Regions from separate parts of the Homo sapiens genome. Here all the other regions are linked to region 3. The links are chromatin loops, found by intact Hi-C in ENCODE. Cell type or tissue: mammary epithelial cell. All regions are shown on one strand.

Evidence for each region. Peaks named below come from ENCODE experiments on the same cell type or tissue, not always from the same donor. Only the 100,000 strongest peaks of a DNase experiment are listed, where the experiment ranks them.
Region 1: a loop joins it to region 3, with 3.0 times the contacts of the local background. A loop is called at or near these places in 16 of 110 quality-filtered maps.
Region 2: it touches region 3 in a loop (9-fold over the local background); 5 of 110 quality-filtered maps call a loop at or near these places.

Annotation. Positions count from the first base shown.
Region 1 is chr5:113,034,314-113,042,313 of GRCh38, reverse strand. All of the region lies in intron 17 of MCC (MCC regulator of Wnt signaling pathway), which reads left to right. Among named protein-coding and RNA genes, the nearest start is that of DCP2, 62 kb to the right of the region's middle. RefSeq lists an enhancer at 7,483-8,000. In mammary epithelial cell, a CTCF peak has its summit at 3,493 (motif pointing right); DNase peaks (open chromatin) are centred at 3,343 and 7,693; H3K27ac peaks cover 1,505 bases.
Region 2 is chr5:113,119,122-113,127,121 of GRCh38, reverse strand. MCC (MCC regulator of Wnt signaling pathway) reads left to right here. Exons shown (of 19, transcript NM_001085377.2): 6 at 4,296-4,438. Among named protein-coding and RNA genes, the nearest start is that of DCP2, 150 kb to the right of the region's middle. RefSeq lists an enhancer at 7,618-8,000. In mammary epithelial cell, CTCF peaks have their summits at 3,368 (motif pointing left) and 4,996; a DNase peak (open chromatin) is centred at 4,871; H3K27ac peaks cover 1,377 bases.
Region 3 is chr5:113,327,187-113,335,186 of GRCh38, reverse strand. The region is part of intron 3 of MCC (MCC regulator of Wnt signaling pathway); the gene reads left to right. All of the region lies in intron 2 of LOC124901045 (a long non-coding RNA gene), which reads right to left. Among named protein-coding and RNA genes, the nearest start is that of TSSK1B, 100 kb to the left of the region's middle. In mammary epithelial cell, CTCF peaks have their summits at 116 (motif pointing left) and 4,436 (motif pointing right); no DNase peak of the experiment used is centred here; H3K27ac peaks cover 348 bases.

The DNA.
Region 1 (8,000 bases), 290 kb after region 3:
TTTTTTTTGAGACAGGGTCTCCCTACGTTGCCCAGGCTGGTCTCAAACTCCTGGGCTCAAGTGATCTTCCCATCTTGGCCTCCCAAAATGTTGGGATTACAGGCATGCAGTGCCCTGCCCGGCCCTTAAATTCCTTCATCTTTTTTGTCTGCTGTATTAATTCTGTTTCTTCACATGTAATTCTTTTCATAGTTGAGTTTTGTGACTCTTTCTTGGTGTTTGCTTTCTTTAAATATTCAGCGGTTCTTGTTTGTGTGTTCATTCTTGTATTTTAAATTCCTAGGTCACCTGTTCGAGAGGTTTTGTTTTTGTTTTTTGAGACAGAGTCTCGCTCTGTCGCCCAGGCTGGAGTGCAGTGGTGCGATCTCGGCTCACTGCAATCTCGGTCTCCCAGGTTCAAACAATTCTCCTGCCTCAGCCTCCCAAGTTAGCTGGCACTACAGGCACACGCCACCACACCTGGCTAATTTTTTGTATTTTTAGTAGAGATGGGATTTCACCATGTTGGCCAGGCTGGTCTTGAACTCCTGACCTCATGTGATCCAACCGCCTTGGCCTCACAGTGTGCTCTGATTACAGGCATGAGCCACTGCACCCGGCCATCCCATTTGAGAGTCCTGCTTCTACTTATTACAGTCTGCCACCCAGAAAATGTAGCCAGGTCCTTCAAAGTGCTGTCAGCTGGGTCATATCAGAAGCTGTCTCCTGGGCTTTCTGTGTCTCCTGGCTAATAACAGCCCTCTAGTCTGCGTATCTGACCCAAGCATTTGGTCCCCTCCTGTTCTGGTAGCCAACACCTCTGGTTGGAGCACCTCTGAATCCCCTTCTTCCTTTTGCAGAATATTTTTCTGCATTCATTTTGCATTGTGGTTTTCTCTTCAGGAAGAAGAAAACATCTGCCTTTCATTTTTTATGATTGAGCATGATTTCTGATATACAAAGAGCACTCCTTTCTAAGATGCTCAGGGGTTTTAAAAAATGTCTTTCCTGCCATTTCTGGGGATTTAGGGTTGGAGGGGAAGGGTACAGTGTATTTTCAGTCAGCTCACTTGATCCAGCGGGCCTGTTTATAGGATGGCCTCCAAGCTGATGGTGGATGGAAGGTTGCCTTGTGGGGAACTTCACTACCTTCCTGATTTATTGTCACTTTTTGTCTTTCCTTCCAAGTTGTAATAGCTCTGTTTGTACTTTGCCAGAGCCTCTGGCCGTGCAGTTAAATGGCAGTTGCTCTGCTTGGGGCGGGAAGAGAAAAGCTGCGCAGAAAAATGCCCTCAACAAATCCTAATGACTTAACTGTGCCAGAAACACGGGATGGAAATCCCACTCGCTATTTCCAGTGGGAGCCATTTGGATATTGTATCTGTAAGCTAAGCCCTTAAGTTTTTCAAATTCCCCAAACCTCAGAGGCCTTTGCTGGCACAAGGAAGATGCAGATTGTGCTGACTAAACATAAAGAGACTTCATTTGTTCTGTCAGTCACAATGGATTTCCAATAACCAGCCTTAAGTTGGTTAGCATGGATTTCTAATCAAGACCCAGGTGGATGGAGCCAAGAACAAACTTACAGAGGTAAAGGAAAAAGGAAAATAACATAATGATACTGTAAATATAGCTTAGAAACTGGGGTCATCACTTCATGAGGGGATACAATATACACACCTCAGGGCTGCAGTTTGGGTTTGTATTATATACCTTGATGAAATGATTCCTGAGGTTTTTATTTTAAAAAATCAAATGGAAACGAACACCTTTTTTGAAGGTATTAAATCACAGCCGAGCTTATGGTTGAGGTCAGCTGGGGGAATCTTACCAGCATTTTCAGCAGTATTTCTCCCTTGAAAAAAGGATGGTGCCAGACACCAAAACTGTAGGCGCAGGCATCCAGACTGAAAAGATCAGGTGTCGCTAAGGGAAGAGGAAGAGGCTAAGCCATGGGCTGTCCTTAAGGAGAACCAGCCATCCCAGGGAAGGTGCCCTGTGACATTTCAGTCACTGGTTCTGGGTCATGACACTGTCCCCAACCCAACCTCCCCTTACCTGGCCAGCCCTTGTCACTCAGCCCTGGCTCTCTCAGTGTATCTTCTCCTAACTTTCTTCTGTTTGGAACAAAACCAAGGCTACATGCCACCCCGCCTTTACTGTATGTATAACTCCCATCTGGTCTGATTTCGTTCCCCCTACTTCGGTGAACATTTATTGCAGTTTGTTGGCTGTGGTATTGCCATAAAACCCCATCTGGATGACCAGGTTTCCAGTCTGGCACACGAGATGTTTTCTTAACAGGGTATTTTGTTTTCTCTCTTGTCCATCCAGCCTGTGTGCTGTAAAAACCTTCTCCATCTCAGATCTGTCTCTCACCCTTGGTCCTAGTAAAATTTGACTGATCTTTCCACCAAGTAAGTGATCTATAAAAAGGCAGCTAAATAAGGGAATTTTCAGAAATGACTCCTTTTTTGTACTCACATGGTGTTTGTGCAGCCCGCCCTCGGGACCCAAGCACAGCTGAGAGGAGCAGACTAGTTCATCTCCGTCATATTCTTGGGAGGCAGCCGGGAGCAGGTGCTGCTCTCCATGTGATCCTGGGGTGGGTTGGGGGGGGGGGCGCGGAGTGGGACGGCAAGGCTGAGTGATCTCTCAAGGTCACACAGTGAGGCAGTGGGGAAGTCTGCATGTTTCTACATTCTCTATGGGGACCCCTTGTGCCCCACATGTGCTGGCAGCATTGGGCTTGCTTGCCGATGAGTGAGCTGAGCCCACTCGTTTATCTGAAGACTACCTGCTGTGTGGCTGGTCTGGGCAGTGAGAAACCTCTATGCCTCCAGTAAACAGCCATGTCTTAGTCTGTCAGTGCGAAAGGCAAATGAGGTGCCATGGCGGGAGGCGGACTTCCTTAAACACACAGAGCTGTGAAGCAATGGCATATGTCAGCCTAAGTCATGCTGATAAAAAGGTAAGGATCTGAGTGAGCCAGGTGCTGTTGCATACACCTGGAGTTCCAGCTACTGGGGAGGCCAAGGCAGGAGCATCCCTGGAGGCCAGTTCAAATCCAGCCTGGGCAACATAGCGAGATCTCGTCTTTAAAAAATAAATAAGTAAAAAATATCTTTTTAAAGTAAGGATCTGTGCTTCCTCAGTGCTGGGAGGCAGGAAGTAGGTGCGCTGCTCCTCACCATGATACATCACCTGAGCCATGGTGAGGAGCAGAGCATGGTGCTGCCTCACAGGCACTCGCCTTTCACTCTACCCAGGAGCAGGGTGGGGCGAGCCTCACATACTACCTGCAGGAGTCAGCGCCCTGCCCTCCAGGAGGCTGCGGTCATTTAGTCACCGACCATCCAGGGGCTGTGCCCAGCCCTCCAGGGAACTGGAATATGCCATCTGTGTCTGCGTGTTTGCCAGATGGTTCTGTAAAATGCCACGTTAAGGCAATCGACAAATCACAGTGGCCGTTCTGTCCAGGGACAGGATGCCCCTGACTCATCCACCAGAAGAGGGCTTCCTTTCCCCTCTCTGCTGAATAAGAAGTAGGCAAGCTGCCACTGCTGGAAGACAGGGTTGTGTGCCAGAGCCCTGTAAGGATATATCCAGTGGCAGGAGGGCCTTGTCTGGTCAGTGTGATCGATCACACCTGCCGTGAGACTGCTCTTCCTCTTCTGCGCCTCTGGGGCTTCAGTCTTGCATCTGCTTTTGTCCTGGCCCCACCCAATGCCATTCCCCAAACATTCACATCAGGTGACTTACAGCTATCTGTAAAATGGATCCGGATGTTCCCATCCTCCACCTCCCAGCAGAAATGACACCCTCTCCCACTTCTTTTTTGGTTCCTAGCGCCATGAATTTCCTTCTCCCATGGAACATTTCATTGCTCATTTCTTAATATGCCTGGTTCTACCCCCAACTCCCCTCCTTAACCCTCAGTCCCCACACAGAAAGAGAGTCCTTTTAGGGCCAGGGATTGTGGTTTACTCAGCCAAGTACATGACTCCAACTCTCATGTCTTCAGCTGTTCCTTCTAAATGGTCCCTAAATTATCTCAACCTCATGCCCACTGGACATCTCCACCCAAATATGCTAAAGCCTCAAAACAGCACATCCAATACAATTCTGTTTCTTCCTGCCCTTTGATGAATTCCTATTTATGTTAAAAATCCCCTTCTCCTAATGATCCAGGATTATAACTTGTAAGTCTCCCCTCCCTACCTCTCGTCAGCAGGTCATAATTCCTTAAAATCCCTTCCATTCCTTTCCATCGCACTGACCCTCAGAACCCAGAGAGTAGTGTCCTAATGGGTCATTCTGTAGTTTGATTCTGCCGCCAGAATACCTTAAAACACACTTCGGATTAGGGTGCTCTGCATAAGCACCTTCAGTGCCTTGGCACTCAAGATTGTCCGTAGGTCCCTAACTTAACTTCCTAGCCCATATTTCAAATGTTTCCCCATGCTTGATCTGTAGTCCAGCCCCTCTGGACAATTCATCTTTCCAAGAGCACACCCTTTGCTTTATCCCTGATTCTCCCTCATCCTTTCCAATCAGAATGCTTACCATCTTGAAGCTTCCTTCAGTCACCTCCATCATGTATCTTCCCGCTATTCTCTGAGTCTTCTCTGGTACTTTTTTGAGACAGGGTCTCACTCTGTCATCCAGGCCGGAGTATAGTGGCACAATCACAGCTCTGTGCAGACTCAACCTCCCCAGGCTCAAGCAGTCCTCCCACCTAAGCCTCCCAAGTAGCTTGGACTACAGGTGCACACCACCACGCCTGGCTAATTTTTGTATTTTTAGTAGAGACAGGATTTCACCATGTTGCCCAGGCTGATCTCAAATTCCTAGGCTCAACTGATCCGCCCGCCTCAACCTCACAAAGTGCTGGGATTACGGGCATGAGCCACTGTGCCCGGCCCTGACTACTCTTTACCCATCAGTGGCCCACAGAGCCCTTGACTGTTACCAGTGCCTTCGAAAAAGCCAGCGAGACTCCTCAGAGTTCAAATCCATGTCCAAGTTCATACACCATCCACCCAACTGTAGAAAACTTCCAGACTTGTAGGAACCAACATTTGTCCCTGAATGGAAAAAGGATGACCCTAGTTGACCCCTATTTCAGCAGCTGTGGATGAATACTGTTTTTGAGCCACACAAAGAGTGGGATAAAATGAAAAGGGAAGTGGGTGGGGTGCTTTTTAAAAGGGAGCCCCCACTGAACAAATAAGCAGCAGAATCTTCACTGGTTCATGAGGAGGACCATTATTGTAAAAGGTGCTGTTTTATTTAAACTTGCTGATTCTTCATATTTGGTTGATGTATAAAAGCAATCAAGCAATGGAAGTTGTGCTTAGAATTCCATAAAAGCACATGGGTCTGCAGGACATTAATGGAATACAAAGTGTGCCTGTGGCTTCATTAGCACGCAAATAAACTGCTGAGCCCCAGAGCCAAGTGCCTAGAAGCACAGAGGGTGAAGACTGAGGCTCACTCAAGGGATGGAGGGGTTGTTGCTTGAGTAATTGAGATTTATTTTACTTTTTTGCCATCCCTCCAGCATCCCCAAAGCTCAAAGAGAAGAAGGCCTTGCCTGGGACCTCATAAAGGCAGAGTGGTAGAGGGCACTGGAACACCCAGCAGCCACTGGCAAGGCCTGTGAAAACTCCAGATGGATTTCCTGGACAAGAAACATGTTCATAGCAAAGTCTGGGCAAAAAAAAGTTAGACTGCTGTTGTCCTTGTGCTGCTACTCCTGGCAAAACACAGCCACCGACATACCTGCAGAACCTCATTATCTGGGGACACTTGAGCCTTAGTTCTGCAGGGCTGCACTGTTAAGCAGAGGTCTTGTTTATCTTGCACTCTACTGTATTCCCTTTGTGAATCACAGGCTACTACCCAGTGAGATGCGTAAGGGCACAGGCTCTGCAGACAGAATCCCAGGTGGGAGTCCCAGTTCTGCAGGGACTAATCTTAAGTTCCTCATCTATAGGCCAGGCGCGGTGGCTCACGCCTGTAATCCTAGTACTTTCGGAGGCCAAGGCAGGTGGATCACCTGAAATTAGGAATTCAAGACTGGCCTGGCCAACATGGTGAAACCCTGTCCCTACTAAAAATACAAAAATGAGCTGGGCATGGTGACAGGTGCCTATAATCCCAGCTACTCAGGAGGCTGAGGCAGGAGAATCACTTGAACCCTAGGGGTTGGAGGTTGTGTTGAGCCCAAGATCGCACCACTGCACTTCAGACCGGGCGAAAGAGTGAGACTCCATCTCAAAAAAAAAAAAAAAAAAAAAAAAAAAAAAAAAAAAAAAAAGTTCCTCATCCTTAAAAATGAGAATCATGATAGTACTGACTTCCAAGGTTATGTGGGAATGAAATGATGTTATCCTTATAAAGGACTTAGAGACAGCTGTTATCTGCTGCCTGGATTTTCTAAAAAATAAGTAAACATTGTGGTGATTACCATGAAGGAAACGGGATGATGTGATACAGTCACTGTGGAGATTTTTTTTCCAATAAAGTAACTTTAGTTTGCAATGAATAATATGAAGGAAATGGTAAGGCGTGGTGATGTCTTAGCTCTGGGACATGAGTTTAGATGGGTGGTCAGTCTAGGCCTCTCTGGGAGGTGACACTGAAGCTGAGATGAGGAGGAGAGAGGCAGAATCATATCCGGAAGAGGCCCTGGCTGTGCAGGGCTGTGTTGAGGACCTACAGGATTCCATCAGGGCAAGGGTGATTCCAGCAGCCCAAAGGCCCAGCAAGTAGCACTCAGGTCAAGCAGGGCCTTAGAGGTCCAGGCAAGACCACAGGGTTTATTCCACGTGTAGGTGAAAGGCAGTGAAGGACAGTAACATGATCAGATCTGTCATGTGAAATGTTACCTGGGCTGCTGTGTGAAAACCAGGGCAGAGGGATGCAGGGGAGGAGACAGAGAAACCAGTTAGCAGGCTGTTGTGGTTGTCCGGGTGAGAAGTGATGACCACTTGGACCTGGGTGTGGTGACAATGGCAGGATGAGACTTGGCAGATAGAGTTTGCTGTTGAACAGATGTCAAGGATGAGGGGAGGAGGAGTTAAGGCTTACTCCAAGTAACTTAAACTGCCTTTGCAAGAAGGCAGAGAGATCTGAGCCCAATGAGTGACTGGCTGAAAGGTGGTGCCATTAGCCAACACAGGAGAGAGAGTGGCTGTTGGAGGTCATCTGGGAAGTAATCCTCTGGACATGTGAAATCGCAGATGCCAGTTAAGAGGCCGCAAACAGACAAGTCCAGAGATCCAAGGAAAGGCCAGAAGATTAAGAGTGTGGAAGTTTTTAGGAAAAGGGAATGGAGGGAGTCCATTAGAGAAAAGGATAAGATAAAATACAGGCCAGGCCCAAGTCCTAAACAACACCCAGTATTTTGTCATGGAGTATAGAAAGGGAGCAGCCAATGAAGCAGAACGAAATCAGGCTCTGGAGGCCTTGTGCAAGCCATGAGCAAAGAGGCTGTCAGCCCTGCAGGTGATGCGGGCAGGTAAGAAAAGGACAGAAGGGACCAGACCGCTGGATGCAACAACTTGGAGCTCACTGGTGAGCTCAGTGATCCACGTCAGTGGAGACAGAGCCTGACGGGTTAAAAGTAAATGGAAGGTGAGGATGAGAGACATCACATATGCAGACAATTCTCTTAGTGACTAATTCCATATAATCAGCAATTACTAAGAAATTCTAGGCCTTGTGGCTGCATGGCTGTGACTCCCTGTGGTTTGGTCTGATTACAGCTCCTCTGAAAGGTTTCCTGGCCAGCTGTGAAGCCACTCACAGCCTCATTGAGACTGGGCTCTCGCCCGATGACTCCTGCAGCTCCTCAATTGGACTCTAATCACAGAGTACCGCTGCTGGCCTTTTTATTTTAGGGAGAATATAACCTCCTTACTGATGGCTCACGAAGCCGCACTGCCAGGCTACCCAGGTACACCAACAAGCACCACTTCCGAGGCTTGCTTCGCTCTGCCCAGCGTACTGGCAAG
Region 2 (8,000 bases), 210 kb after region 3:
AGGAGTAGAAAACTGAATACTGTGTGTGGGAGCTAAATGATAACAAATGGACACAAAGAGGGGAACAACAGACATTGGGGCCTACTTGCGGGTGGATGGTGGGAGGAGGGAGAGGAACAGAAAATATAACCATTGGGTATTGGGCTGGGTGATGAAATAATCTGTACAACAAACCCCCCAAGACACGAGTTTACCTGCGTAACAAACCCTCACATGTACTCATGAACCTAAAATAAGAGTTTAAAAAACCCCAACAATATGAGGGATAGTGGCACCAACCCCTACACTGTGCAGTTAAAAATCCACACATAGCTCATGACTCACCAAAAACTTAACTACTAATAGTCTACTGTTGACTTGAAGCCTTACGGATAACATAAGCAGTCAATTAACACATAGACTAGTATCTATTAGGTTGTGTGAAAGCAGTTGCGGTTTTTTCCATTACTTTCAAAAGCAAAACTGCAATTACTTTTGCATCAACCTAATGTATATATTTCATGCATTTATGACATACCTTAAAAAAAGTTTGTTTTTGTATTTCTAGGCTATACGATTCATCTGAGTTTTTTTCAAGTTGTCACAAATTTCCAGAAAATTGTCAAATATATTTATGGAAAGAAAATTTGCATATAAATGGATTCATGCAGCTCAAATACATGTTGTTCAAAGGTCAAGTACATATTGTCTCATTGGTATGAAATTTAGGAATTAGGCTGTGCTAGTGGTTGCATAATCTTAGGTAAGTTGCCTCTCGAAGCCCCATTTATCTTGTTTGTAAAATAAAGGTAGTGGTCCTGGCTAAAACAGTCTTTAAAATCCCTTCCAGTCTGCCAGCCTGTGATTTTTCTGCCACTGCTGGTCATTACATAGGCAAGTGTACAATCTAATGCCTGTCTCCTGAGGAACATTTGTTATGTTGTTGTTTAAGCTAGGAGCAAACATTAATGGTTGCATCTCTTAAAGCAACTTGGAAGCACTTCGCAGATGCTTCTACATGAATGAAAGAATATGCATTTGGAATCCTGTGAGTTGACCCTTTATGTTCCAAGGAGAAACACCTGAGAACTTTGTCATTCCATTATTATAAACCTACCACTACAGAGTGTCACTTTCAACATTTATCAGTTTATCAGAGGTGCTATTTTTCTGGTTTTAAATGGACACTTTTTTTCCATGTTTTTACATTTTCCTCTTCTTCATCACCAGCAATAGCAGTTGGTGTTTTTTTGGGAGGCATTTTTTCCCCAAAGAAATAAGTTATTGCTTGAGAAGAATGCCTGTATATACAACAAACAGAAGTCATCTTGAGATGCTGTTGTGCTGTGTCATTAGCCTCACCAGGCATCCTCTAGGCTGTGCAGAGCCACTGCAGAAGCACAACTCAAAATCTTGTCTTTATAAAACTGCCAGGGACTCTTGGTGTTTTTTACTTACTCCATAGCTCTTGATGGAACAATACTCCTGATGCAGTCTGCCACGCATACTGCAATCATAAATCGAGTTAGTTTACAGAGGACCCTCTGAGAATTGCTTTTGTCATTTCCCGGTCCCAGGTTCCAGCCCCCTTTCAGGAATGATGCCAATGAGAGATAAGGATATGCAGCTCCATGATTTTTTTACCAAAGTCAGTGGGAGACACAACAGGGTGCATGAACTTTCTAATATTTAAGCTCAGTTTAACATTTTTATACCTCACTCTTTGTGGCACAAAATCTTCCCTGTTCTCGCAAGGTAGCTTTCCACCTCTGATGACTATTTACTTTGTTGCCATGTGTCGTTTTTGTTCTAGAATACTTATAATGATTACCATAGCTGGAATGCATTTCTCTTCTTCTCATTTTATCTGTTTCCACACAAGATCTTGGCAACATTTACTCCTTCCTCTGAATTCCTAGACTTTCCACATTGTATTTTTATTTCTTCCATCTAACCCTGATTATTTGCATCCTCCGGTGCAATATATTTTCCTTTTGCTCACACTGCCTAGTCAACAAGTAGTATGAGTGCCTCTCCAGCCTCATGTTTCCATCCTGTGCCATATTTTGGTTTCAGTCATAGTGAACCACTTGCTCCCCTCCAAGTTCTGCACGTTCCCAGCTCCTCTGAGCCTTTGCCTGTGCTATTCCACACTTGTGACGTAACTGAAATTAGGTCCTAACTGATCTTGAGCGCTGCTCCACCCAGGAGGTCTTCTTTGGTCACTCCCCACTGGCAGCCCCAGATATTCCACCAGTGTTCACCCACAGCATCCTTCTTGTGAACATCTTTGTCTCCTTGAAGACAGAATCTGTGCAGTCTTTGTGTTCCTATCTTTGTTTTGGTGCTCAAATACATTGAATGGGAATTTTTAGTTTGCATTTTGTGACACAGAAAACCTACTGCTTAATGTGGTATGGTTCTCCTTCAGACTGTGCTCTGACCTCAGTAGGGAATGTTTCTGCAATAACAGCTTCCCTTTCCCATACTTTCCCAATTCACTGCTTTATAAAGTTCATCCTAGTAATCTCTAGAAGTAATTTTGTACAAAGCAGGAGATTTGGCAGGAAATATATGTTTTCGAATCTGCCAAGCCAGGTTTAAGGTGGCTATTAAAGATTTTACAAATGCCATTTATACCAAAGAAACAGCAGCAGCATTTATCACTTGCTTTCTTGGCTGCAAAAAAGTCTCGGCTGAGCCAAAGCTGATTACGTTGGCCATGCAACAAAGGTAATTTATTCATCATACACAAAATCTCCCTTAACTAAAATCAGAATTTTAAGTGCTGACTGAAAGGAGAGCTAATGTATCTATCAGTGCACAATCATCCTGTAGACCAAAAAGGCACTTAAGAGTGCTTTTTAATCATTTTCTTTCCTAAACCTAATTATTGTTGACTTTTGCAGATGTCTAATAATTAACTTATTCATAGAACATTAGCCTGTATTTTTTGTCTTCACCACTCTCTAATTCATATTTTCCATGTCATGGGGCTTTATATCTACATAAAGCTTTCCCAGTTTTCTGGGTAGGTTTTATTAACAATACCTTATAAAGCACGGGCTCAGCTGAATCCCTTTCCTGGGAGAAATTTGATATCTTAAGAGAACCAAGATTTCTGTTCTTCACATTTCTCTGATTTATAGATGTGTCTCCCGCTTGCCTCCCTAAACCCTAATGATCGCCACTCATCATTTTGGTCCACCCAGAATCCAACACTGTAGACTTTCTTCTCCTCTGGTTGTTGACAACTTAAAATGAATGCCAGGCTGAGATTTCTCTGATTCCTAGCTTTCTTCACAGACAACCTGCCCTTGAAGCTGAGCAGACCCAAGTGGGCATTCCACTCCCAGTTAAATCCCCTGACAGTTCCCCCTACTGGTTCACTTGCAAAATAGATCCTTCAAAGACGGTTCATTTTGCTGTCTCCATACCTGTGTCCAGTGTATGTGTGGTGATGGTGGTGGTGTGGGAAGGGGACAGTACACGTGCTCTGAAATACACACTGCAATTCTAAGTTTCTCAGCTTGCTAATAGTACAGTGAAGAGACCAGAGGTTGAGGGACCTCTGAAGGGCTGAGAAGAGGTAGATGTGTGTATACAAATAAAACACAGTGGGGTTTAAATGTTGTCTTCCTGTTAGCAAGTGTAAATTAAAGGAAATAGACCATTGAATGGTGTTCTCTCATTCAGTGTTCTGTTTTCTCCTCATTGCATCCTCTCTTCCTACCCCCTAGTTCTACCTACTTTCTTTGGGAAGTTAGCCTAGTCTTTCTTATACATGCTGATCCATATACCTTTCAAAAAAGTCTAGTTTGATCTGCACAGATGAGGTGCTGGTTTCCCAATAGCTCTAACCCCATCTCCAACCTCCAGCCTCCTTCAAGAAGGAAGCCCCTGTGGGCCCCTCCAGATTGTAGGGCATGCTGTTGCTGTGCGCTAGACTCTTAGTTATTTGGTTCACAGCAGCCTCAGTGCTAGTAGCCTTAGTTCTTATTCTCCTCGGAATTTGAGGAGGCGAAGAAATCTAGTTTCTTCAGGAATCTTTAAAGGGGAAGAGTTTCTGCAGGCTGATAGATGAATCTCGTTTGGTACATGGGTATGTTTTGTGGACACAGAGGCAACCTTTCAGCTTCACTCACTGAGCATAGATGTGACTATCTATTTCGCCTGGGAGAAATCCTGGTCCCTGTGGCCTGGGGGAGAAATCTGTTTTCTCTCTCAATGTCTTTTTCTTGTCCTTAAAAGACATATTCTCTAGGGGGTTGTCTTATATCCTCTGTTAGTGGTTGCCAATTCTCCTTTTTTCTCAGGGAGGAAGATGAGTACTCAGAACTGCGATCAGAACTCAGCCAGAGCCAACACGAGGTCAACGAGGACTCTCGAAGCATGGACCAAGACCAGACCTCTGTCTCTATCCCCGAAAACCAGTCTACCATGGTTACTGCTGACATGGGTGAGTCTGCCTGCCCTTGCCACCAAGCCAGAGTTTGGTTTCTGGATTGTAATAGAAATTTTAGAAATGTGAGGCAGCCTGAATTAAAATTTAATTTTTCAAGGGGTTTGCTGAGTGGATGAAGTCACATGTATTTCAGTCCCTTACACATTACTTTGTTGGTCAAAATGGAACTGAAGCTTTCTGCTCTGATACAATTGTGATTCAAACATAAGTCACTTCTATTTGAAAATTCTGGAAGTAGGGAACCAGTTTAAAAGGCTATTGCAGTATTCCAAATTACAGTAATATCTGAACTATGATGGTGGGAAGGGAAGGGATGGGATGGGGGCCAACACATTGCAGTGGAAGAATCCCAATAGGTTTTAACAACTACTTGGATTGGGCAAGAAGGAGGAATCCAAAATGACTCCAATGTGTTGTTCCTAAGTGACTAAGAGAATGATCATATATTCCTTAGGAAGTTGTGTTGAGAAGTGAGTTGGGAAATAGTCATATTATGTTTGAGGTTGTAGAGAAATATCCATGTGTAAATATCTGGTATGATGTATTTTAAACTGCAGGGTGTGACCTACTGTTGGGTCTTGAAATTACATGAAAAAGTATTTTTAAATGAAGGCTAATAGGAAAGCAAGTGACAGTATTGTTTCATGAAATTTGTTTCTTGCATCCTTGTAGGCAGTAAGTTGCCAAATGAATGTTCTAACTGGGTTGCAGTCAAAATGTTACAAAACTACTGGTCTTGCCTACCTGGATATTTGGAAAGAGATCGAGGTTGAGGGAAGAGGCTTTGAAGTTATCTGAGCTAAGGTGATCCCTGTGGTTGAAGGGTGTGGAGTCAAAAGAGGGAGGAGCAGCATATCTTAGGACAGACATGTTTACATGTATGGGAGAGATGGAAGAAGAACCAGGAGAAAGAAGAGTTGCATATAGTCAGTTTTCTTGAGTTTTATAATGAGTTTTTCTTGGAAGTTAAAATTTTGTTGGGGAGAGGGATTTTAATCAAATATTACATATTTGGGTTTAATTAAAATCCTATAAGTGCTACAACATTATGGAACACAGTACTATGAGAGTGTATCCAAAGAAATTTGATTCAGTCTAGGGTTACAAGAAGGCTTCCTCTAGGAAGGCGTTTGACCTCAGAGCTGGAGGATCAGTAGGAATTAAGCAGGTCAAGGAAGAGAATAGCATCCAGTGAGGGAGAGGAATGCATTTAAGGAGGTGACTGAAGATCCTCATGGATGGAGGACACAGAGGTGTGAGAGGGGGACTGGAGAGGTAGGCAGGAACTAGGCCATGCAGAGTCTTACAGGCCATGACAGAGACCATGTTTGGCCTTTACCCAAAGATCCACAAGAAGCTACTGAAAGATTTTTTAATAGTGGGGGAAGAGAATGAGATAATCAGATTTGCATTTTGAATCAATCACTGTAGTGTGGAGAAAGAATCCATAGATGAAGAATGAGTTGGGGAGGCTAGCTTGGAAACTATTGCAGAACTCTAGATGGGCAAAATTGTTGCTCAGATTAGGGTGGTGGCAGCTGAGATTTAATAAAGATGTAAAATTGGCAAGATTTGCTGAAGGATTGGAAACCGATTGAAGGTGGGGGGTGTGTATGCCCCATAAGAGTTTGTTTGTACAACAGATGGATAACAGGGCCATTCGCCAATAGGGCACATAGGAAGTAGGACCAGGTGGTTTTGCTTTGAGTTTTGTTTTGCTTGGGGCAGGAACTATATGATAGGTGGAGATCGTGTTTTGTTTGCCCATGGGTTTATAGTGTCTTGAAGTATTTGAGCGGAGGTGCTTCAGAAGGCAGTAGGCATTCAGATAAAACACCAAGAGGAGAGACCTGGGCTGAAGAAAAGCAGCTGGGAGACATCAGGGTGTTTGCAGATGATAACTGTTGACTCTGTCATTGCCCCATTTGTATCTTACTATCACGTTGACATTTTAAATTATGTAATAGTATTTATTTGCTTGACTGATTCTCCCACTAAATTCCACTAGGCGGAAGCATGTTTGTTTCATCTCCTAGTATATCTTCAGAGATTATCACAGGGCCTGGCACATAACATGTGTTTAAAGATAGTAGTGGGAATGAATGAATGAGGTAATAAACCAATCCACCAGTCAGCCAGCCAAAGATGAAGGAATAAAATGAGGAGAGTGGTATTCTGGAAGCCAGTGGGGCAGAGGAGGCTCTAATAAGGAAGGAGCGATCAGTAGTCTGGATTGCATCTAAGGCCAAATAAAATACATCAAAGCCATTGAGAGCTGTATGTTGGTACAGCTTAAGCCAGGCAGAATTATGTTGAGGAGTGAAGACACTTCCCCCAACTAAACTGAACCCAGTCCCCGGGCTTTATGTTACAATACACACAACTCCCTGCAACCAGACCATGCATATGCCAAGTTCATACCAGCATGCTAAGTTCATACCAACATGCTAAGTTCATAAGGGCATCATAAATCTCTAACCCTGGCAGCCCCAAGCTTCAGGACTCTGTCTTCTGCCTTAGCCAGACAGATTTAAACAGCCTAGAAATTGCTTATCATTGTAGAATGTGAGCCCTATACTGATCCCGCCATTCACTTCTCTCAAATTGTATTTTATGGAATTAATAAATGACCTGTACTCCAACAAAGTTCCATAATTAAATAAGTTTGGGAAGTGCAAGGATAAACACATTTACATGGATGTCTTTCCTGTGGGGCTTCTTGGACCTCCTGACTTGAGGTGGCGTCTGTTGCACTGGTCCTCACACAGAAGGCAGTGTCCACCTATCTGCGCCATGGGGCATCCTCATTTTCCCAAACCATTCTTTTCATTCCGTCCCTCATTTAAAAATACATGGGTTAATTATAACTGGTGGTAGCCTCTTTCCTGAGAAGACTGAGTTCCTGGAGGGGAGTGACCTTCCCTGCCCAGTGTTGACACATGTTCTCTGCCCACACATAGAAGCTTTTTTTTTTTCATTTAGTCAGCAAACTCACTTGGGGCTGTGCTAGGTACTGGGGATGAAAGACAGAATCTGCTGTCAGGTCATTGTGCTCCCACCCTCAAATCCTTCAAGCCTAGAGTGACTTCTAGCTTCCTCAGCACGCAGCCAACAGGGCGGTCCCTGCTTCTGGCCGCCTCCTTGGCCATTTGTCCTGTTTTTCTTCCAGCTGCAGCCACTCTGGCCTCCTGGCTTGCTGTTCCTCCAGCCTGAGCTGCTTCTCCTGCCCGGGGCTCTGTGCTGGCTGTTCCTTCCGCCTGGAGCCCTCCTTCCTCGGCAGCTGTCTCCACCAAGGCCCCCCGCCCTCCCCTCTAGAGTCATGCCTCATCCCTCACTCTCAGGCAGCCACTTGCTTCCCTTTCCCTGCTTCATTTTCTTTCATAACATGGAGCACTCCCTGAGGATGGATTGTGTTTGTGCTCATTTCCTTGTGTGTTATCAAGCTTTATCTGGCTGTCATGCCAGAGTGCAGGCTCCACGCGGGCAGGGACTTCACCTGCCTAATTTACCAGCATAGCAGTTCCTGCACGTAGGAGATACTCAAATACTTGAGCAG
Region 3 (8,000 bases):
TGCAGTCTTAACACACTACAATCATTATGGTACTTGCCAAATTTGGGGTTACCAAACTTTGATCTAGAGGATGTGTGCTAGCTTTGCGGTTAAAGCAAGGCTGATTGTTCTATGAGCACCCTCTTCTGGGCATTGTTCAGAGTCAAAGAACAAAAAATTCTTCAGCATAGAGCATGCTTGTCACCCTTTAGATTTTCAGGGAATTGGGATAGGACAAATAAAATATTGGAATTTTGAGAAAAGGGCTAAGGAATGGCCTAGAATATAGGGTTGATTTTTTTAAAATTCAGAACATTGGCTGGGCACGGTGGCTCACGCCTGTAATGCCAGCACTTTGGGAGGCCGAGACAGGCAGATCACCTAAGGTCAGGAGTTCAAGACCAGCCTGGCCAACATGGTAAAACCACATCTCTACTAAAAATACAAAAATTAGCCGGGTGTGGTGGTGCGTGCCTGTAATCCCAGCTACTCAGGAGGATGAGACCAGAGAATTACTTGAACCCGGGAGGCGGAGGTTGCAGTGAGCTGAGATCACGCCACTGCACTCCAGCCTGGGCGACAGAGCGAGACTGCATCTCAAAAAAAAAAAAAAAAAATCAGAAATCAGAACCTTGAATTGTCACTTCCAAGTGATTGAGACTGATTTTTTAAAAATGTGTATTGTAAATATATATGTAATACAGCCGGGCATGGTGGCTTATGCCTGTAATCCCAGCACTTTGGGAGGCCAAGGTGGGCAGATCGCGTGAACCCGGGAGTCTGACCATCCTGGGCAACATGGTGAAACCATGTCTCTACAAAAAATACAAATATTAGCTGGGCGTGGTGGCACATATCTGTGGTCCCAGCTACTTGGGAGGCTGAAGTGGGAGGATCACTTGAGCTCGGGAGGTGAAAGTTACAGTGAGCCAAGATCACGCCACTGCATTCCAGCCTGGGCAACAGAACTAGACCCTATCCCCCCAAAAAGTGTATATAATATATATATAATATATATAAATATTCTAAAACATAAAACATAACAGAAGTTTCACTTTCTATATACAGCAGAGATAAATTTCTGAATGAAATAGCAATGTCTAGATAGATTCTGTCAGCTATACTACTTGGTTTTTAAAGTATTATTAGCTTTATTTTTATTAATAAAAGTATTAATTGATGTACACTAAAATTAATTATACTATAAAAGAAGCCATGTGCATAACAGAAAGTTGATGAAAAGTAAAAGTAATCATTTGTCTCCTTGTCTTCCCTCAAATAGATATATAAATTTATAATGTATTTATATAGATATATAAATACATGTATATGTGAATACATATATACATATATGTACATATATACATATATACATATATACATATATGTACATATATACATATATACATATATATATAAATATATATGAAGCAAAGACATTTTGTTTTTGTGCATTTAGTTATCTAACATACCAGCTATCTGTGGGGAAGTGCACTGTTTCATGAGTTTTTCTGTAACATTTCAAATGATGAAGCTGTAAACACAGTCAGACTCATTTCTATGCAGATGAAGATGGTAATGTCTGTATTCTGCACCCTGCTGCTCAAGGCTGTCTTTTCCTTTGGATGACTTGGCTTCAACTTTGCCCATTTTAAGACTTAATTTTGTGTTTAATGCTTTTTTGCAAAAGTAATTTACATTTTTAAAGGAGAAAAAAAGTCATGAGTTGTGCAAATAAAATCATGCGAATTAAAAAACTGACATAGCAAGTTTTGCTCCTCTGTGTATCCAACAGTCAAAAACTCCAAGCAGCCTTTTTACTTTAGGCTGGTTTAACACCTGTGAATTGAAAATCGAATTAAAACTGTGTATTATCATGCTCATTTGCTATATGATCAAAATTATTAATATAGTCGTTATTAACTGAAACTTGATACAACATTATTGGTTACTTTGGAGAATACTGCACATCCACACGTTTCATCCAATACAGAAACATCTTTAAAAGGTGTGTGAATAAGAGTTGGTGTAGTAGTGGTGAGAGAGACAGAGGTCTTCTTTTTGGTTTAAACACTTGATCAGCTTCTTGTGTTTCACATTAGTTTTTGGTTTGTTTCCCCCTTTTTTCATATCAACCATAAAATACCGAGGAGTTTTTTTGTTTGTTTTTACACTTTTCAGTTCCCACAGTCCTTATTATTCTCCCTCTTATTGAGATCTGCTACCTTGATGTTTCAGGGTCAAGGGATTTGAAAATTCTTAAGAAGAGTTTTCAGAAATTTTGAAATAAAGCAAAAAGATTACTGGGTGCTCTTTCAAAGTCGTATTAGATCCTCTAAGAATCAGCTGATATTTCAGGAGGTGTAGCTTTGTTTGGCTATTTGCTATTAATTGAAGTCTAGAATCTGTAAAATTTGGATGTTAATTTGCAGAAGATCGGTAAGTTACTGATGACTTTTGTTTGGTAGAGATACAAACTACTTTTGCCCAGCATGGAAGGTAACCCCAAATGTTATATTTTATTGGCCCTAGTAAAACGGCAACCATTTTGTAACTAACTTTGCAGTCCTATGCCAGCATTATTTTTTTCTACTGGATTTATATGTACTAGTTTCTTCTATTCCTTTTTTTTTTTTTTTTTTTGGAGACAGGTTCTCATTCTGTCACCCATGCTGGAATGCACTGGCTTACTGCAGTCTTGACCTCTTGGGCTCAAGCAGTCTTCCCACCTCAGACTCCCAAAGTGCTGGGATTATAGGCGTAAGTCACTGTCCCTGGCCTCTTCTATCCTTCTTTAAATCACCTTTATTATCTTGCCAGTTAACTCAAAGAATTAAGTAAATCTTAGGAAAATACTTATTTATAGCCAGGGATGGTGGCACACACCTCTAGTTCCAACTGCTTGGGCGGCTGAGGTGGGAGGATTGCTTAAGGCCAGAAGTTGGAGGCTGCAGTGCGCTATGATCATGCCTGCACCCTAGCCTGGGCAACATAGCAAGACATTGTCTCAAAAAATAAAGGAAACATCAAAAAAGAAAGTTACTTACAAGTGGCTACATTTGGGGTAGTATTTGGAAATAGAAACTAAAAAAATTCTAAAGAAATGAGATCTTTCAAGGAGATTTCGAAATATTTACTGATCACTTTTTTATAGTCTAAGAGCTGTCTCAAGATGACGTTGTTGTCATCAGGAGTTCTCAAGGTGGTATTGTCATTAAAAATTATGCTGAATGATCTTGTATGTAGAATTCACTTGGAAATACCAGATCATAGTCAGAGGCAGTGGCTCACACCTGTAATCCCACACTTTGGGAGGCCGAGGTGGGCGGATCACCTGAGGTCAGGAGTTCAAGACCGGCCTGGTTAACATGGTGAAACCCCGTCTCTACTAATAATACAAAAATTAGCCGGGTTGTGGTGGCGGGTGCCTGTACTCGAAGCTACTCGGGAAGCTGAGGCAAGGAGAATCGCTTGAACCCAGGAGGCAGAGGTTGCAGTGAGCCAAGATGGCACCACTGTACTCCAGCCTGGGCAATAGAGTGAAACTCCATCTCAAAAACAAAACAAAACAAAACAAAACAAAACAAAACAAACAAAAAAGCAGATCATGAAAAAAATAATAATTTCTACCTACAGAGAGAAGGATCCTTGAAAAACTTCAGTCTAACCTTTTTATTTTAAAAACAGGGATATGGAGGCCCAGATCAAAATATCCACCTAAGGACACACAAAAGTAGTAGAACCAAGACTGTAGGGTAGATTTCCTGACATCCGCTACTAACACTACTATACCCCTGTCCTGGTCTAGAGGATGTCCCTGGTTATTGGCAAGAGAAGGAACAGCTGCTGGGAGGAAGAGCTACTTCAGATCTTTGCTAGTGGACGCTGAGTCACTCTTCTGCTCTGCTCAGCGGTACTGGCTTATTTTTCTGATGTCTTCTAATCCTCTTAGCAGAGTGAATGTTCAGCCAGAACACCACAGTACAGATCGTTGAAATATTGACATGCTTTTGTCCCAGACCCCCTACTCTCTTGGCTACCTAGTCCCTCTGCCAGGAACCCAGAACCTCTCCACAGTTCAGCATCTAAGGGGTTAATGCTGGCCCTGCAAAGGGAAGAGGCAGAATTGCTGCCAGCTGGCATCTTCCGGGCATCTGTTCTGGTTAGCTAGTGCGTATGCCACACTAGTTGTGAAATACTTTTAATATTTCTTCTGCCCTTTGGCAATCTGTTGGACTGAAACCTTGTTCAGGTCCATGTGTAGGACCTGAAGAAAGTGTTGGCACCAACAGATAGTGAGGTGGTAGGAAGCCGTCATATCACTCTCCTAATAATTGACAGTATTTTTTAAAATGATTCTATTGGATAGTTCAACAGAGGTTCATGTTTTATTCTGTTTCCTACTATCTTTCAGGTAAAGATCTCTGATAAAGGGATTTAGAAAAATTTCAAGTACACTAGAGGGCAGTGGTCCCATATCTAGACACCTGGCAATTACCACTTCCTTTGCATTTCTTTGCCTTTCCTTTTGTGTAGGGGAGGGGAAGAGGGGTTTTCGTCACAGAATACAAATGCCATTTATGTCTGAAGTATTTTATAAAAACAGAGTAGCTGCTTGGCAGCACCATGTCTATCATTTCTTGTAGTTTCTTTTCCATCCTTCTTCCAATGACTTATCTCAGCATTAACATCTTAATGACTTTTTGCGTTTTTGAAGAAAAGGCAAAGGAGAGATAGGAAACATACTTCCTACTTTGGGGTAGTAAGGTTTTCTATCTTTGCATCTTTGTATTTGAAAATAAAGTCATGAATTAAGAATGAGGGAGAAAAAAGGTACAGGAATGTATTCTTGTATTTTGTATGTGCAGAGGTATTAAAAGAATAAGTTTAGACAAATTAAATTTCACAGAGTTTAACTGAGCAAAGAATGATTCAGGAATCACTCAGCTCTCAGAACCAGAAGCGGTTCAGAGAGCTCTGCTCCATTACATGGGCGGCAGCATTTATGGACAGGACAAAAGTCAGGTACAGAAACTTGATTGATTACAGCTTGGCATTTGCCTTATTTGAATATGGTCTGATCAGCTGGCTGCCTGTGATTGACTGAGACTCAGCTATTTGTTACAAAACTATACTCCTAAGTTAGGCTTTCAGTTAGTTTATGTGCTAAGTTAGACTGCAATTAATTACATGAGGACTCAACTGTCCTTATGTAATTCAGGCCAAATTTAGTTTGACAGAGGCAAAAGTCACTTAGATGACTGCACTGCTGCCCCCTTCTTCATGATCACCAAGGACAGTTATGTTTTAGATCACTCAGTTTTCCTCTCCTGCCCCTCTTCTAAGTAGAAGGGAGCCCTGCTTTCTGGAGGAGAGGCTAAGCTGATCTATATACACTAAAGGGATGGACTGGAGGTGAGTGGATGGGGTAGGGAGGAGAGAAGTTCCATTGCAGTTGGATAGTATAATGGATTTCAAGAGGAGAAAGCAAAGGGACATTAAAAAGTATGCCAGTAGATTATTTGATGAAGTATGAGACCTTAAATAAAGAATTGTATCTATTATTAATTACTTTTGGTTGTTGGACTGTTTCTTTGAAAGAGATAATCCTCTGAAACTAGTTTGTATGGCTTTCTGGATTTATAAAAGTTATGTATAGAATGAACTTGCAGACATTAGCATTTTCATTTGTGAGATCTACAGCAGTTGTGTTTATATATGTGTGTGTATACGTATATATGCATGTGTGTATACATATATGTATATATGTATGTGTGTATATATGTATGTGTGGATATATGTTTCTGTGTGTGTGTGTGTGTGTATATATATAGTTTATTCACCATCTTTACTCTTAGGCCCAGGTGGGAGATAAGATGCTCTTCTTCCAATTCACCCAACTAGAGGCCTGGGTGGGAGGAAGAACACCTGGACCCTCATAGCAACATGTCCTCTGCAACAAAGGGACAGGAACTCCCTCTGCATTTCTTTTGGTGTTGCTAATATTCATTGGGGATTTACCGTACACTACATATTGTGTCACTTGTTTTGCATAGATTATCTTGCTTAATCCTCACAACTTTATGCTGCATATATAGGTATGATCCCCATTTACCCGTGAGAAATTTGAGGATTACAGAGGTTGCCTGGCATGAAAAAGTGAGCATGTAGCAGGCTGAGATGTGAACCCAGGTTTGTTTGACTCCACAGCTTGAGTTTGTAGCTACTCATTTATGTGCCCCCAAGGGAAGGAGGGATGCTGCAGGCAGTGTCATTGGGAAATCATTTGTTCTTCGGACCCATTCGACAGGGTGCAGTGCTGTCTCACACATCTGAACTGGACATGGGTTCCTGGTCTTATTCCTCTATTGGAACAGAAATGATGATCCCCAGACTGTTCTGGGGATAGCCTGGGACATAAACACACATGTACACACACTGACTGGATTTTCACTTCTCTGATTTTGTATGAGATATTGTCACTGGAGAGTAATTAAAACCCCTGGTGAATTTATGTTGGGGCCTCCTGACACGATTGTGCAGTTATTTATCCTTAGACAACAAGGAGGATTAGCATTAAATGCTGAGAGAAATGCATCTGCCACGTTGATGCAGTTAGAGGCATCTATCAGAGATGCATTTGAAACCCAGAGACTTCATCCTAATTGCCGAGAATGCTGGAGGTTGTTTTCAGCTAGACTTAAAAGTGAAGAGGAAAACCATTAGTAGTAAGAGAGGTGGATCCCACATTAACTTCTCAGTAGATTCTTCTGGGGCAGAGGGATAATCTCTTCCCTAGCCCTGTCCCACTTGTATCTTTTAGGTAATAGTCTCTGTCATGGATCAGGGCAAAACCTTTCCCTAGAGACAGAAGCAGGCAGAAGGAATTAATGTGTTCCTACGATTATTCCTATGAATAACTGGTCACGTTTGCTAAGTGTTTAGTACATGTAGGATATCAGTAGAAGCGCTTTGCCAGCATCATCTCATTTAATTCTCAGATGGCCAGTCCCTCTTCAAACCTAACCCTCTCCACCTCTTCCTTTCTAATCTAACACTTACTATGTCATTTATTTCTCTCAGGGGAGAGGTAAGTCGTATTTATAAGACTGGCATTTACATTAGCTCAAGAAGTGAATGTTGCCAGGTACAAAGGCAGAAAAGGATTAGTAGATCTGTGAATTATGGTGTCAATTATACTTGTATTGAGAAGAATAATCATTTGTTAGTTGTTACATCTTATTTCATGTTTATATGTGTCAGATTTATTTTTCATACTGAGGAATAATACTATTAGGTATTCCTAATGTTTTTCCTAAATATTCCTCATATTTTCCACACTGAGGTATAATAATGTTAGGTTGGTGCAAAAGTAATTGTGCTTTTTGCCATTACTTTTAATGGCAAAAACTACGATTGCTTTTGCACCAACCTAATAATTATTACTTAAAAAGCCCAAATGTCAGCTGCTCTTTGTCCTTCAGTTTTTGTTTCTGTTAATTCCAGCTCTGTTTTCTCCTCATTGCAACCCAGACTTGGAACTTAGTGATGAATCTATGATCACAAAAGAATTGGTAGGCAATATCTTAGTAAGGAAAGAGTACATAGAGGATGAGATTTTTATATATATATATATATATATATATTTTTTTTTTTTTTTTTGAGACTGAGTCTTACTCTGTCACCCAGGCTGGAGTACAGTAGCACGACCTCGGCTCACTGCAACCTCTGCCTCCTGGGTTCAAGCGATTCTTCTGCCTCAGCCTCCCGAGTAGCTGGGACTACAGGCTCACACCACCACACCCGGCAAATTTTTTATTTTTAGTAGAGACAGTGTTTCACCATGTTGGTCAGTCTGCTCTCGAACTCCTGACCTCAGGTGATCTGCCTGCCTCGGCCTCCCGAAGTGCTGGGATTACAGACGTGAGCCACTGCGCCCAGCTGAGATTTATGTTAAATGTAAATCCCACCCCCCAACACACACATACCTATCTTTTCAAGCAAACAGCTTAGGAGTTTCT